2 separate regions of the Homo sapiens genome follow, and region 1 is linked to region 2. A link is a loop called in an ENCODE intact Hi-C map of the cell type or tissue named here. Cell type or tissue: Caco-2. All regions are shown on one strand.

The links. A loop is a pair of places that touch in the nucleus more often than their neighbours do. Peaks named below come from ENCODE experiments on the same cell type or tissue, not always from the same donor. Only the 100,000 strongest peaks of a DNase experiment are listed, where the experiment ranks them.
Region 1: a loop joins it to region 2, with 5 times the contacts of the local background. A loop is called at or near these places in 12 of 110 quality-filtered maps.

What each region holds. Positions count from the first base shown.
Region 1 is chr12:56,270,059-56,272,558 of GRCh38, forward strand. It overlaps COQ10A (coenzyme Q10A), which reads left to right. Exons shown (of 5, transcript NM_144576.4): 5 at 92-908. The coding sequence ends at 259. CS (citrate synthase) reads right to left here. Exons shown (of 11, transcript NM_004077.3): 11 at 1,641-2,500. Among named protein-coding and RNA genes, the nearest start is that of COQ10A, 4.4 kb to the left of the region's middle. RefSeq lists a silencer at 1,107-1,401. In Caco-2, a CTCF peak has its summit at 1,214 (motif pointing left); no DNase peak of the experiment used is centred here.
Region 2 is chr12:56,188,377-56,190,876 of GRCh38, forward strand. It overlaps SMARCC2 (SWI/SNF related BAF chromatin remodeling complex subunit C2), which reads right to left and starts at 1,107. Exons shown (of 29, transcript NM_001330288.2): 1 at 975-1,107. The coding sequence starts at 1,085. TRS-CGA4-1 (tRNA-Ser (anticodon CGA) 4-1) reads left to right here and starts at 1,988; the gene lies at 1,988-2,069. LOC107984468 (a long non-coding RNA gene) reads left to right here and starts at 2,316. Exons shown (of 2, transcript XR_007063330.1): 1 at 2,316-2,500. RefSeq lists silencers at 844-1,063, 1,134-1,413 and an enhancer at 1,654-1,753. In Caco-2, CTCF peaks have their summits at 1,349 (motif pointing right) and 1,549; DNase peaks (open chromatin) are centred at 1,375 and 1,955; H3K4me3 peaks cover 2,500 bases.

The DNA.
Region 1 (2,500 bases), 82 kb after region 2:
GAAAAGGCACTGAGGAACAGTTTCCTTGCATTTGGCCAGGGACTATCCAACATGGTCTGGAAGTTTCTGACTGTCTCTTACCCATTCCCAGATTTCCTTTGAATTTCGTTCTCTGCTGCACTCCCAGCTGGCCACCATGTTTTTTGATGAGGTTGTCAAACAGAATGTTGCTGCCTTTGAGCGTCGGGCAGCCACCAAGTTTGGTCCAGAAACAGCCATCCCCCGTGAACTGATGTTCCATGAGGTGCACCAGACTTGAGGCAAGGGATTGCTCCCTGACCTCCCTTCTACCCCACTTCCCTACACAATTCTCTTATTTATTTGGTTTGGCTCCTGTTCCAATTTGAAAGGAGTCTGTGTTCATAATACTGTTTCTCCTCTCAATTTCCCAGAAATTGGGTTCTATGCTGGCTGGAAATGTTGGGGGAAAGAGAAGGCAAAGGATGTGGAAATGAGATGTGCTTAGGAAAGGGTCAGGCCCATCGTAGGAGCACCATATGCCTGCAGCCTTTTCACTACGAATTAGAATAAGGACTATGTGGTTGTCTCTGGACCTTATCAAGACACCTTAGTGTCTGACCAGGGGACGATAGTAACTTTTCTAAGGATTGAATAAATTGAGCTTTTCTTCTGGCACAGAGGTACTGAGTGGTAAGTAACTTTTACCCTGCCTGAGATTCCTCAGGAGAAAAGGCAACCTGCCTCCAGCCTGAAATACATAAAGCCTCATTTTAAGACTGTAAGTCCATGCTGCCTGGCTACTAGAGAGCAAGGGGCTTTCTTACCACCAGTGCTGAGGAGAAAAGTACTGAACGGAAACGGAGTTGTCTTTGTACTCTTGAGTTGTACCTTATTCTTCCACTTGGCCTGAGTTTTTATAAAATTTCAATAAATTGTGACAGTGTGAATTTGGCTTTATTATATTGTTTCTTGGGGCAATAATGTAGATATAGTAGAGTAGAACGAAGTTATGGCTTCTTTTCCTGGGGGAGTGAAGGTATAAGAAGGCCTCTTGGACACAGTGTCCCTGCTAACTATAGTAGCACATTCTACAAGCCAGGACCTAGTACCCACCCCCTTGTCTATTTATAGACTTTTTCAGAAGGTCAGTTGCAGCAGGGATCTCAGGACAGAATCATCTGGTCTTGGACCTCCCATATATGTGATGCCCTCAGGACCACCTCTTGTTATTTTTGGGACCTCCTTCAGGGAAGCTATAAAGAGCAGGCACTCCAAGAAGTACCAGAGCCCTCTAGTGGCTCTGGTCCTGAGGTAGCAGTACTAGCCCATTCGTCCTTGGTAGTTTGTTCCTTTCTCTCAGTGGGCTAGACCAGTTCTTGGATTAGTCACATAAGCAATTGAGAATCTCAGCTATAGCCCTTGAGTATGTTACCTTACAACAAAATTAGCAAGGTTAGGGGCTAAACATCAAGGACTTCCTAACCTTGAGGAAGGACAGAAATCTCCTCTGGAAATTTCTCAGGGAGGCTTTCCTCTGGTTAAGGTAAAAGAAAGCCAAACCTGCCTAAAGATAAATGGATACAGATTACTTATAACCCACTAAGTTCAGGATCTTGCTAGCCAGATTCCTTACCTCATAATAAAGGTTCTTCCAGGCCTTATTTAATAATAGGCTCAAGCATTGTTAATAAAAACATTTATTTTGCATTTTATACAGAACAACCTGAAGTCTCCATCATGACTTGACAGTTACCCAGGGGTTTACAGTGTGTCCAACTCAACAGTGTGGTTCTGGGACTGGGTATCCACACAAACACAGGCAGGAGTTTGGAGGAAAGATGGGGGCACAGCAGGAGTGTATCTTAATCCTTTCTCAAAGAAAAAGAAGTAGAGCATTCTGAGTTGCTGAAAACCTGTGCAAATGGGGCTTCTGAAACATTGTACTGTGAGCTCTCAGGGAAAGGGAGGAAAAAGATGTTGATAAATAAGGAGGCAATTTCTTGAGGCAGGGGACGAGGAGGGAGGCTTACTATTTTTAATGCCCTCAGCCCCAGTACCTGATAATCAGAGGAGACCATGTCCAATCTTGAATCAATTCCCTGTTCAAAAAGAGGTGCTAATACCCCGGGGACAAGACTCTGAAAATATCATGCTGGTCATTCCGGAGTTCTATGCCCCACAGCATATTAAAAGATGGGGGTTGGTGGGGGGTGGGGAGGTCAGAAGGTAGTGGCTTGTATTCTGTGGAAGTAAAAAACTTAGTTCACATTAAGCACTGATAAAACCCAATGACTGGGCCCACAGATCTGTTGAGAGGTCTCTAGTAGGGACCAAGAGGGGGAGGTCCAGAACATCCTCTGCCTGAGGTGCAACAGGTGTAGAAAGTCTGGGAGGAGGTGAGTATTAAAGTAATGGGAAACAGAACACTCCCAGACCTTAATTTTAATTGGATAGTTTTAAAAAAAAAATCAAACATTGGGTGCCAGTCACAACAAATGCCATGCCTTTATGGTCACTTGGTAGTATAAAAAAATTGCCA
Region 2 (2,500 bases):
ACTAAGCACACTTCTGACGAGCTGCAAAGCCGGCAGGAAGAACTGGGGAGCTGAAAGAAAGCCATAAAGAGAATCCCTCTCTGAGGGTAGTGAGAAAAAGAGAGGCAGACCATTTCCAGAGAAAACCAGGCCTAGAGACAAAGACGACACCAGGAAGAGGTTTGGTAGAAAAGACAGGTAAGGATTCTTGAACCTTTTGTTCACCACCTTATGATCTCCAGTTATGGGGTTTGGGTGTGAGGGGCTAGAGATAGGAAGCTCACCCTAACCTCTCGACCCCAAACCCAGGGTACTGCAAAGCTAGGTTGCAAGGTGACTTCATTGTAAAATCGAGGAAAGGTTTCGGAAGGGGCCGCTACCCAGGAACTCCTATACCCCGGCTCCCTGAGAGATTCTGTTGCCCCTTAGATGAAGGTGGGGGATGAGCGGCGGAGACAGGTGATCCCTGGGTGGAGACCTTTTTCAGGCTGATGAGCAGCCAACGGCTTGCTCTGTGACTGTTTACCCTCCTGCTTTCCATTCTCTCTCTCTGAACATACACAAAGCACCGGAGAGGCCTCAGCCCCGCTGGTACCTGGCTCCGTGGGGAGCTCTGGCGGGCACGCTCCGGGTTGCGGGGGAGCCCATTGGGCACCCGGTCCACACCCGGCCGGCCGCCTCTCCCAGAAAAGCCAGGAGGGCGATGGCTGAGGGGAAGGTGGGCTAATGGCACCGGGGCCCGCCGGGCAGTAGAGAAAAACAAGGGGCAGAGGGCGCAGCAGTGGGGGCGGGGGCTGGGCTCAGAGGCTGGGGGTGCGGGGAGAGGGAGGCTGGGGGAGGGGCGCGGGAGCGCAGGAGGGCGCGCGGGGGGCTGCTTGGGAGGCCGCGGGGGAGGGGCTGGGGCGCCTGGAGGGTAGGCAGGATCCCGGGGCTGCAGGGCCGCGGTCCCTTTGTCCCGCCCCCGGTCCCCGCGCGGCCCGGCCCGGCCCGCGTACCTTCTTGTAGTTCTTGCCGAGCCACAGCCGCACGTTGTCGAACTGGGTCACGGTGTCCGCGGCCTCGTAGTACTTCACGTTGGGGCCGCCGTCCTTCTTCCGCACCGCCATCTTCTCCGGCTCGGGCCCCGCCGCCGCCCGCCCCACTCAGCTCAGCTCCCGCCTCCTCCGCCTCCTCCTCCGCCCGCCTCCCGCCGCCTCCCGCCGCCGCGGCCGCCGCCTCCCGCCGCCTGGGCCGGCCCCGGTCCGCGCTGCGCCCCCTGCCGGCAGGCCGGGCGCGGCGGCGGAGCTCCAGGCGCGGGCCGACCCTGGCGGCCTCCCCGGCAGCGGAGGCGGGAGCCTCCGGGGAGAAGGACGCTTCCTGGAGGGGGCGCCATTCTCCTGAGATCGCTCTTACCAGACGCGAAGCCCTTTCCCTCTTTTTGCCTCAGCTCGGGAGTGTCACCTCGCTATCCCACTCCAGGCGGCCGCCAGTCGCTGGAGCAGCCCCAACCCGTAGACCCGAGTGGTCCTCACCTTGCGCATTCCTAACCCGACGAAGCCCCTCGTCCCCCAAAACCCCAAACCCCTTTCCCCAAGAAGTTCCTTCCTTCCATCCATTCACAGCAGCTCCCCATTTAAACTTTTCAGAGTCTCCCTCACTCCTCGCGCCTTGTCCACCCAGCACTCCCCTCACTTGTTAACCCAAATGTCCCCTAGTCGCCACCCTGGCGGCCCAGTGCCTTCCCTCAACTGCTTCCTCCGCAGGCCTCGCTGTCGCCTCCTAAGTAGGTGTGAGCTCCTACTCGAGACCCCGACTCTTCGCTAGGCAGGAGACCCTCCCTCCCTGGGTCACCCAGTCCATCCGACTCTTTTTCTTTGGGTGGCGTAGATAGGAGGTAAGGAACCGAGGGGTGGGGAGTCCTCAGGTGTGTGTGTGTCGGGGCCGGTACCCTGCTTCCGGTTCCCGCACGCATTCCCGGATTGCAGTGCGGACCCCTTCTGTAAGCGCGCGATAAAGCGCGGTTTTGGAAGTCACGGTGGCCGAGTGGTTAAGGCGTTGGACTCGAAATCCAATGGGGTTTCCCCGCACAGGTTCGAATCCTGTTCGTGACGGGTTTTTTTTTTTTTTCTTTCTTCTTCTTATTATTAAAAGGGAGTCTCGCTCTGTTGCTCAGGCTGGAGTGCAGTGGCGCGATCTCGGCTCACCGCAACCTCCGCTTCCCGGGTTCAAGCAATTCTCCTGCCTTAGCTTCCCGAGTAGCTGGGACCACAGGCATGCGTCACCATACCTGGCTAATTTTTGTATTTTTAGTAGAGACAGGTTCACCATATTGGCCAGGCTGGTCTCAAACTCCTGACCTCAGGTTATCTGCCCGCCTCGGCCTCCCAAAATGCTGGGATTACAGGCGTCGACTTTTTTAACCCCTTTCACAGCACATAAAGGTAACCCCAGTTCTCACACGTTTCTTTCGTGCACTTTCTCTCTCCAAAAGGGAAGCCGCCAAAAGGTCTTAACCCCTGGATTTGGGAGGATGGGAGTGATC